Regions from separate parts of the Homo sapiens genome. Here region 2 is linked to region 1. A link is a contact called in ENCODE Hi-C data. All regions are on one chromosome and are shown on one strand. Each heading gives the region's core, a stretch centred on a gene start or an enhancer-like site at or near the end of the contact. The rest is flanking DNA. Distances are from core to core; before and after follow the strand shown.

Region 1 (5,219 bases), core at 835-3,334:
CCAAAGCCACCTGTAAGAAAAAGTTTCAAGTTTTAAGTATGACTTGGACTTAAAGTGACATTCTGAATGCAGTTCCCGTACTGTAAAATCTTCATAGCAAAGATGGTGAGAAGTCAGAACTACATGTAGATAAACCATACATACCACGACCACTGAAGTTTCCTCCACGACCGAAGTTGTCATTCCCACCGAAACCACCTCCACGACCACCACCAAAGTTTCCAGAACCACTTCGACCTTAAGACATGAAGTTTAAGCATTAAATCATTCATACTGGAGTAACTCAAAGTTACCTTTAAGGTTTAATTAAGCAACAAGCATACCTCTTTGGCTGGATGAAGCACTAGCCATCTCTTGCTTTGACAGGGCTTTTCTAACTTCACAGTTGTGGCCATTCACAGTATGGTATTTCTGAACTAAAAAAAAAACATAGATACAACATGGTATCAGGGTTTAGAATGCCATACAGATTGTGGAACCCTTACTAAATGCCACTATCTGATACTTACTGACAATCTTATCCACGGAGTCATGGTCGTCAAAGGTTACAAAGGCAAAGCCCCTTTTCTTGCCACTGCCTCGGTCAGTCATGATTTCAATCACTTCAATTTTTCCATACTGTTCAAAATAATCTCTTAGGTGATGTTCTTCAGTGTCTTCTTTAATGCCACCAACAAATATCTTTTTCACAGTTAAGTGGGCACCTGGTCTTTGAGAATCCTAATAGGAGAAAAACCATAGGTTTAGATTAGCAAAGCCTATACTCGAATAAAAAATTTTGGTAAGTTTAGAAAACTCCCGAATCTTAAGTCCATAGCAGCACATATCCAAGTAAGTTTAAGAAGAAGAAGAAAAAAAACCCACTCACTTCTCTGGAGACAGCTCTCTTTGGTTCCACAACTCTTCCATCCACCTTGTGTGGCCTTGCATTCATAGCTGCATCCACCTCCTCCACAGTGGCATATGTGACAAACCCAAAGCCCCTGGAGCGCTTGGTGTTTGGATCTCTCATTACCTGAGAACAGTGTTAATTTATGTAACACAAAGTCTGACCGCAAAAGCTTTTGTCATTTTAACTTTGAATAGGGCAATAGGAAACTTTACACCAGCCTTTTATAAAAAGTCGTCCAGTTTCCCACTACCCTAGATTTAAGAGGTAGCTTTTAAAATCAAAGCAGGACGTTCCTTTGCCAACAAAGCTCTAACTATAATGCTATTAACTACTTTCATAAGCATTCGGAGAAGACTGCACCAAGATAAGCCAAGGAAATCGGCTGTTTTACTGCTTTGTCCCTTCCAAATCTTACCACACAGTCCGTGAGCGTTCCCCATTGCTCAAAATGGCTCCTCAGGCTCTCATCAGTTGTTTCAAAGCTCAACCCTCCAATGAAGAGCTTCCTCAGCTGTTCGGGCTCTTTAGGAGACTAGAGTGGGGGGAGGGGGAAGTGTTAAATGGGCTACAACACGAAACAATTTCCATCGAGGAAAAGAAAAACTAGACACCAACTGTGTACCTAGCACTTATTGTTCGTTCAGGTCGCAACAAGACACGTGCTTCTGCCTATCAAGGGAGGCCGTATGCTGGAGTTGGGAGTGCTAGGAAATCGCAAGCGCATGCGTCCCTAGTCGCCTTCCGACGCACGCGCAACAAAGGCTTGGGCGGTAGGGGTGCATCTCCACAATGGGACTAATCGCTCTTTAGAAAACTCGCTCACCAAGGCAAGGTTTAAAAAAAGACAAAGATCCTGTGTGCCTAAGAATTTTGCTACGAGTAACGAGTCCCGCATGATAACTCATGGTTGGCGGAGAGCGGCCTCATGGCGATCAAGAGGACAAAATGGCGACTTGAACTTTGGGAGGGGTAGGCCGTGGCAGCGACCGAAGGAACTGTAGAATGGGCTGGTGCAAGGAACGAAACCCAGCAGCATCTTACCGATTCAGGAAAGGGAGAGGAAAAAATTCAAGTGGGAAAGCGCGCCTAACTCACCTCTGACTTAGACATGACGGCAGGGTGAAGAGAGACTTTAACGATGCTTCTTCGGCGGCGTCCACGGGCAGAAAGGAGCAAGCTGACGAACGTATCTGCCAGCCTACCTTCGCCCTCTCTTTTTTACCCCGCCTCCTCGCTTTCGGCATTGGTAGACTCCGCCCTGGAACAGCTCTGATTGGATACTTGAAATCGCTTCCCCCTGCTATTGGCCTGTGGTGCCACATTGCTGTGTAACGTCATTCCTTCGGTCGTTCTACGCCGTCTCCACCCCTTGGAGTCCATTGGTTCCCGAGTAATGTTATTGTTAACCAGTCTGATTGGCCAACCGACCAATCATTCACATTTGAATCTACCTTGGGTGTTTAACATCTTTTTAATCTTCCACGCGCAAATATTACAGTCAAGTCGCTTGGCAAAGCATGATTAACACTATGTATTAGACAAGCAGCCAGGAGGTAACAATTTTTTTGCAATGAACTCTTGTTGACCGCACGTGTAGTAAAATGGCGAGTTTTGCGCAGGCGCATTAAGAAGTTCCACCTGCCTCTGAGAACACGTGAAATGGCGGGCAGGAGTAGGCAGTGAACCTACGGCGCCTGCGTGTTGGCGGGAGTTTGTCCTAGCTTTGCGCATGCGTAGTGGGCGGAGAAAAAAGGTCCGGTCCCAGGATTGGTTGCGCAGGCGCAGGGAAGGATCCGTTTTGGCGGGCGGTTGGCGTTGCGCAGAAGGCGGCGGCGGTGGTGGCTTGTGGTGCGGCCTCACCATACAGGAACAGGGCAGACGTTAGCGTGAGTGATCACTCTCAATCCCGGGTAAGTGGCAGACAGTCTTATCTACCCATAGTAGGTCTTGAACTGACTCCATTTGGGCCCGTTATTGTGTGAAATGAATGGACGGCGGGGTGGGGGGATAGTGAAGGGGCAGCGGTGGGTCGGGCCAACCAATAGAAGAACAGGGGGCGGGATGTTTTAATCCCCGTAGGTTCTTTGGAGCTGTGCAGCCGAAGACTTTGACTGGCTTGTGTATAGGCCAATTGGGTCTGCCTTGAGCTGCCGACTGATCGGCCCTTGGGCCATCGGAATGTGGGAGACGGGTTTTCCCCTTCTGAGCAGCGTCTCACTGAGCCAGTGAGCAGGAAGCGCGCGGTAGGTTGGGCTTCTCCAGGAGGCAGCGGTTTGACTCCAATGGGGAATGCGGGATCGGGCGGTTAAACGGATGGAACGAATCTGGAACCAGTAGACGGACAGCCTAAGGAAAGCGCTGGGACCAGTCGTCCAATCGGCTCTCCAAAAGAGGGAGGTCTTCGATTTGGGGTTGTGAGGAAGGGGAGTCGGTGCCTGTAATGGCGTGTGAGGGTGGATGTTTTATCCACGATGACTTCTCTAACGAAGCCTTTAGGCCTCAGTCCCATACACCTCCTTGAAAGCGTAAGTTTGCTCCTGTATTCCTCGACTTGAGCATTTTTCCCCCGCCCCCTCACCACTTGAGGTTTGGGGAACAGGAGTTGTTTTTTTTTGTTTGTTTGTTTTTAAATAATACTTTCAGAAGTCGCTTCTTTAGGAAGACTGTTAAAATGTTAGAACGAATGGGAGAAATCTCTATGTACTGTCATGGAAAGGCGTTCAAGAAATATCTCCTTCCTGATAGTGCATATTTCTACTGACAAATATGTTTGTAGGTCCACAGAAAAGTTTTGGAAAGCTACACACCAAAGTGTCAATCCTAGGGACACAGTAGGATCGAGGCAGATTAGATCTTTAATGTTTAAAACTTTGCAAGGTTAATAATTTGTGATTAAAATTAAATAAAAAATGAAGTCGATTGTTTTGTGTTTCTAGTCATAATCACATACTTACAACCCCTTTTCTGTTTTATGTAATCCATGTGCCCAGTGCTTTTATTTTAGTCTCTTTCTCCCGGGAACTTTCATATATTTCTTTTCTTTACACCATTGAAGATATCCTAAAGTCCCTCTTTTTGCTGTTCCTTTGAGGATATCTGACTTTGGAATAAAAAAGAAACAAAGAGGGTAATATTTAGGGTTCTGGGGACAGAAGATTCATCCATCACCTGGATTATTCCTTGCCTTTTAATTAGATTTCCTTCGAAGTGTGTTTTACATGCAGTCTATCTCCTTTTGGTAATGCCCACTCTGCTTATTCCAGGATCTTTTGGAGAAATAAATAAATTTTGATAACATTGGCTGTATCAGAGTCTTACTGCTTTATTCAATAATTTATTCAGGATCAAGGGAAAATATTTAAATACTGAAAATCAACTACCTATGAAATACACTTATAATTAGAGACCTTTCCGACTTTATACCAAAGACAGACGATTTTAATAGCAGTTTATGAACAGAGGAGAGATTTCCATGTTCTCTGGCACTAGCAAAAGGACAAACCTATAATTTATACCTGGCTGTAAACCTATTTGTAGGTATGCTAGTAATGGAGTTGCTGAGCTTCTGAGAACTAAAGTGATACTGGTTAAGGGTATCTGTCCTGGATTTATTTAGGTTTGGAAGGAATACAGTCTTGACCTACAGCAAGGTTTCTCAGCATTAGCACTGTTGGTATTTTGAGGCAGATAATTCTTTGTTGAGGGTGCTCGGAGTGTCCTGTGCATAGTAAAATATTTAGCAACATTCCTGGCCTCTACCCACTGTATGCCAGTAACATCGCATCACTCGCCACATCCCCATTTGTGACAGATTGTTTCCAGACATTGCCAAATGTCCGGGGAGGTAGGGATGGGGGATAAAATCTCCCTTGGTTGAAAACCATTCATTTAAAATACTGGAGTATGCAGGGCACAGTTTCGTGTTCCTGTAGTCCCAGCTACTCTGGAAGCTGAGGCTGAGGTAGGAGGCTTGAGTTCAGGAGGTCAAGGGTGCAGTGTGAGATGATTATGCCTGTGCATAGCCACTGCACTCCAGTCTGGGCAGCACAACAAGATCCCATTGCTAAAAAAATAAAAATAGAACACTAGAGTTTATTATTTTTTCAAAATCCATTATTTTACCAATTGGAAAATAGGTAAAGGTGAGAAGATGGTTGAAATGTTTAGGGAGTGGCCTTTGGTAAATGGATCACTAAATCCTGATGTTATCTCCTTAGATACAGAATTGATCATTGTTCCATTTAATAAAAGGAAATTTTTATTAAAATTTTTACCACTTGGTCTGGCGCCGGTGGCTCATGTCTGTAATCCCAGCACTTTGGGAGGC
Region 2 (5,219 bases), core at 1,045-3,544, 3.5 Mb before region 1:
AGCTTAGAGAGAGCAGAAGAAAAGTCAGAAGGATCCAAAGTCTCATAGAAAGGCACTGGGGTTGGCTCTAGGATCCTTCTGATTCCGAAATCTCATTGCTAGCCAAACACCAAGGATCTGTAGGAACAAAGGGAGAGAGATAAGTATCAATTAATTCTCAGTCTCAAAAAGGATGTGTGTGAGGGAACTGGAGAATGTTACCTCTGTAAAGCTAAAGAAGAGTCCAACACCCCCTAGGATTTTCAGGGCTTCGTCTGAATGCTTAAGAAACTTTTCTCCACACATCTGGCATGTGGGGCTCTGGCTCTTGCAGATCTGAGGATAAAACGTGAAGAATGCAAAGTTGTGAATGTAAAGTTGCTAGTGACTAATACCTATGCCGAATGTCCCTAGAAACTTTACTGTTATCTGACCAGTGTCCTACAAACTAAAATCCTACTTGGCTAATTCCCCAGCCTCTATCCACCCCCACCTCCCACCAACACAGCCCCAATACAAGAGGGCTTGTAGAGAGAGAAACAATGACATTCAAACTAAATTTGCCAACTTGGGCATTGTCCTTACCCAGTTTCCTACCTCCCCTGGCTGCTGCACCACCCCCAACACACTCACTGCAGTGCAGAAATCATAATCTTGTTGATACAGGGTTGTGAGGTTGAATAAGCCACAACAATCAAAACTTCTTTCCAGTTCATCCCGAGTCTTGTTGCTCATGACCCACCAAGAAGCATTGATGACATCTGTCTGAAAGATATGGGTAGAGGGAAATTAAGTCTCCCTACATCCTGTTATCAGTTCAAGTGCCTCAATTTCCCTAGCCCAGCAAAGGAAGTCAAACAGAAGCATAACGGTGTGCAACAATTATAGACACGATAAATATCTACCTTTTGAGGTTCTCTAGATCATCCTCATGGAAAATTAACCAGACATCCCAGAGGAAGCAAATAGCCCAAGAGGCCAGAAGCAGTGCACCTAAGGATGATCTTTGGGTAGTTGGGGCCAGACTAAGGAAGGAGTTCGAGGTTAAGAGGAAAATTTTAAAAAGCAAGTAAGTACTTGAAAGGGTACTGTCTTACCTGTTTGCTTCGGTTAATAGCCAGACATGAGCAAGAGATTACAAATTGGAAGATGAAGACCAAACCAAGGATGATCATGTACTGAGAGGAAAGGTTATGGAAAAAAGTCCTAGATTCCTTTATGTTTCATCTATAATAACTGTCTGGTCTCATCTGTTCATAGAACTTACACCACCATGTCAAATTGAAAGCAATAAAATCAGCTCTTGTTTCGTAGATTATGGGACAGGGCAGGGCAAGGAGACGTGTCCAAGATCCCTGAGGTCCCCTACCCTTCTAACATCTTCCTTAGATGACAGCCCTCCCAAGCCCCCGGTTGCCCCCATCACTTCAGGTCAGGATACAAAGAACAGCAGGACTTGGTGGTGGTTGACAGCACCCACCAGTCCAGCCACTGCAATAAGGAGAAGGAAGACTCCCACAGCAATGACTCCGCCGATGATGTGGATGCTGGACACCAGACCCAGGCCCTTGCCCCAAGCAGCCACTCCAATGAGCAACAAGCTCACCAGCTACGAAGAAAGAGCAGGATACATCTCAACAATTCTAGCATGCGGCACAGCCCAAGGCCATACAAGAGGACTTGGGAGCGGGGCAGGGGGAAGGAATAATGGAATAGTGTGTGAATGGGAGCTGGGGATGGTGCTATCCGCACCGGGAGCATCCCTAGGCACTCCCAAAGGTTAGAATGGCTAGGATGGCGGGGAGGGGGTGGCAGGGATGGTAGTATGAATGCAAAAGATGAACCCTCAGGATCATCCTATCACTTCCAGTTTGGAAGAAACTGAGGTTCACAGGAAGGAGGTATGGAACTTACGCCCACGGCCTTCAGTTCATTCCCCCACCCTCAGACAAACCCCCTTAATCAACCGGAAGTCTCCTCTCTCCCACGGAAGTCCCCAGGAATTCCCTCGTCGCCGGAAGTTCCTGGGAATCTTCCCGGAACCCCCATACACCCCTCTCCCCACCGGAAGTACCCTAGAGATTCTCCCCACGGGGCCTTTCCGCCTTGAAGCTTCCCCCACCTCCAAAACCTCACCATGTAGACCACGTTGAGAGCGCAAAGCGCATTCTTGGAGCAGGCAAAGCCGCCACAAACCATCTCCCCAGCTCTGGGGACCCAAGTGGTCCCAAGGACTTGGGGGGAGGGTATTGGGGACCGTCTTCCAGGACCCCGACAGCTTCTGTCTCTTTAAATCGAGGCCAGCCAAACCCAATACTCTGCGCCTGCACCGTCCCTCCCCTGCCTCTGGATTGGCGAAATGCGTGGCTAATCCTGGACGTCCAAGGCCTGCATGCCAATCAACCCGCATTACGTCACCGACCCGCCTTCTGTCCCTCTCCTTTTGTTTTTTCATTGGGCGAAACTTAAAACTAGGGGCAGGGTTTCTAGAGACTCTCTTAGGGACTACAGCCTAAACTCCAAAAGCTTAGGTTGAAAGCTGAGCTTTCTGTGGTCGGAGTTAGGAGAGGGCTAATTCCCAGGGAGACGGCTCTGGAGGAACTTAGGTGAAGGGGAGACGGCGGGAGGGGCGGGTAGGGGGCCGCTCTGAGAGCTGGGCAAAAAGGGCTCCGCCCGTAGAAGGAGGGCCCTTCCCCACCCCCTTCCCCCTGTTCTGCAGTGACCTCACGATGACGCCATTGTTTTGTTATTGCGTCACGCTCGGGAACACCCAAAGGAGCCACATATTGAGCTTATTTAGCCCGGCCGCAGAGTCCGCGGGTTGGACACAGCAACACCCAGCAAATCATCACACGTTTGTGTGTCCTCTAGTACCCATGTCCTGTTCCATATCTCCTCCTAAAGGGGTGTGAATATACCAGAAATTCAGTGTGGAAATAGCGGCCTCAGGCCAGCGCATTCCTGTATGTGGCATTGCCACAAGTGCACAGAGGGGTGTGCTCAGCATTTTCAGAGTACACGCCTGATCTAGGGCTTGCAAAAAAACGGCAGGCAAGAGGAAGAGTCTCATTTACATAAATATAAGTGGAAGGAGCCTCCACCTTTTCACTTGGGGGTAGGCTGATCAACAACTTTATTATCTAGTAAGTGCTTTGACAAACCGTCCTTCTCACGGGGGTAGGGAAAGGCATAATCCTTCTCTTCCCCAGGAGAAAGAAACAGTAGGAACAAAAAAGAAAACCCTCCAATCAACTCAACAGAATGATTTAAGTTTGTGTGTACTTAGATTCTATAGACTTACTGCCACAGTCAGATTGCCACTTCCTAGCTGCGTAACCTTTGGCCAGGCACTTAGAAACTGTCTGTGCGTGTTTCCTCATCTGTAAAATGGGGATAAATAACAACACACCCTACCTCTTGGGTTGTAAGAATTAAATGAGTTAATATATGTAGAATACTTAGAACAGTACCTGGCATATAGTAAACACTCAATGTTAGTTATTACTTTTCAGGTCATTTTACAGGTTCCTGTGGGCAATTCCAACCTCAATTCCCTTATCTTTAACTACACAGTATTTATATAAACTCTTACAGAAATTAATACCAAAAAGGTATGCAGGAGAATAGATGTTTGACAGGGCGAGAGAGGTGTTTGGGTCTTGAAACAAGGTAATTAAGTTATTATCATTATTATTATTTTGAGACAGAGTCTCCCTCTGTCGCCCAGGCTGGAGTGTAGTGGCGCGATCTCAGTTCACTGCAACCTTCACCTCCCGGGTTCAAACAATTCTCCTGCCTGGCTCAGCCTCCCGAGTAGCTGGATTACAGGTGCCCGCCACCACACCCAGCTAATTTTTTTGTATTTTTAGTAGAGATGGGGTTTTGCCATGTTGGCCAGGCTGGTGGCGAACTCCTGACCTTAGGTGATCTGCCCGCCTCGGCCTCCCAAAGTGCTACGATTACAGGCGTCCGGTGGAAACAAAGTAATTAGGTCAAACTACCCGCTACCTCCTACCTCCCACCCCCTCACTCCCCACCTCCATCCCCTTCCTACCCCAAGTCCCATCTTCATTGTCTCCTTCAGTTCCTCATCTACCTTCTTTTCTTTGAGGTCCTAAATCAAGGGCAAGACAATGATATTAGAAGGGGAACTGGTTGACAAGCATTTTGGTTGTGTGGTGTAGTGAAAAGGGTATCAAAATTATAACCAATCTGGGCTTTATGTGCTTGGTAAAAAATAAAAATAAAAATGTAAAAATAAAATCAGAAGACCTAAATCCATGTCTTTGTTTCACCTCTTAATGGCTTCTCTGAGCCTTAGTTTCCTTTTATGCAAATAGGGATAAATAATCCTACTCCTCAGGGCTGTCATGAGGATAATATATATATGAAAGTATGTTGTAAACTATTAAGTGTTATAGTCATGTTAATTATTATGAAAGCGATTGGACATGGAACATGGTAGTTTTTGTCTTTTTATAGGTTACTTTCCTCCTTCATAACTGATTTTCCCCATAATCACTTGGCCTATTTATTTATTTTATTTATTTTTGACGTGGAGTTTCGCTTAGTCACCCAGGCTGGAGTGCAGTGGCGTGATCTTGGCTCACTGCAACCTCCACCTCCTGGGTTCAAGTGATTCTCCTGCCTCAGCCTCCCAAGGTGCTGGGATTACAGGCATGAGCCACCACGCCTGGCCTCACTTGGCCCTTTTAAACAGGAGGTGGCCTCAGTGGGTAGCTGCCTGAAAAAGGGTTACATCGTAAGACATAAGGATACAGGGCTCATTGGGATGTGTAGAGAGGGCAATGGGTACAAGTGTATACTAGAATGCAGGGCTGTGAGGGTAACAGACCAAATGTGCATGAATTCCTGTGAGAGTTTGAAATCCGCAGGTCATCAAGAGTTTAGGATTGCACCTCGGACCTAGCTTGCCATATTCTCCCAGAACCAACACCCATCTTAATTAGCCACCTCCCACAGGAGGCCCTGGGACACTGTTAAGATTTCTCCATCCACCTGGCTGGGAAATCATAGCAGGGACTGGCTGGCAGGGTTGATGGGCCAACACTAGAGGGGGTGGGAGGTGCAGGAGGTAGTGCTGTCCCAGGCTGTGGGTTTGAAACTCACCAGTCAGGAAGTGAGGTCGACAGACGGAAGGGCGGGCAGGGGCGGGGAGTTCTGGGCACAGCAGAAGGGGCCTTCTGAGGTTTGGGGGCTGTAGGGCCATGGGCCTCAGG

What was found. A loop is a pair of places that touch in the nucleus more often than their neighbours do. Pooled maps may share reads with other maps.
Region 2: a loop to region 1 is called in a pooled map, with 6 times the contacts of the local background. The contact joins the promoter of TSPAN31 here to the promoter of HNRNPA1 in region 1. A Hi-C loop is called at or near these places in 1 of 168 maps with a recorded cell type or tissue (naive thymus-derived CD4-positive, alpha-beta T cell), 1 of 37 single-sample maps with no recorded cell type and 7 of 50 pooled maps.

The regions. Positions count from the first base shown.
Region 1 is chr12:54,277,591-54,282,809 of GRCh38, reverse strand. HNRNPA1 (heterogeneous nuclear ribonucleoprotein A1) reads right to left here and starts at 2,084. Exons shown (of 11, transcript NM_031157.4): 1 at 1,988-2,084; 2 at 1,308-1,424; 3 at 869-1,015; 4 at 510-720; 5 at 324-416; 6 at 145-237; 7 at 1-10. The coding sequence starts at 2,002. CBX5 (chromobox 5) reads left to right here and starts at 2,688. Exons shown (of 5, transcript NM_012117.3): 1 at 2,688-2,802. It overlaps SCAT2 (S-phase cancer associated transcript 2), which reads right to left. Exons shown (of 2, transcript NR_157844.1): 2 at 3,747-4,158. RefSeq lists enhancers at 805-1,563, 2,306-2,365, 2,376-2,465, 2,756-2,805, 2,324-3,083 and 1 more and a cis regulatory region at 989-3,289.
Region 2 is chr12:57,742,114-57,747,332 of GRCh38, reverse strand. It overlaps TSPAN31 (tetraspanin 31), which reads right to left and starts at 2,294. Exons shown (of 6, transcript NM_005981.5): 1 at 2,116-2,294; 2 at 1,421-1,588; 3 at 1,077-1,157; 4 at 613-744; 5 at 202-315; 6 at 1-117. The coding sequence starts at 2,178. The coding sequence ends at 43. It also overlaps a transcript of AGAP2 not described here. RefSeq lists an enhancer at 1,484-1,563.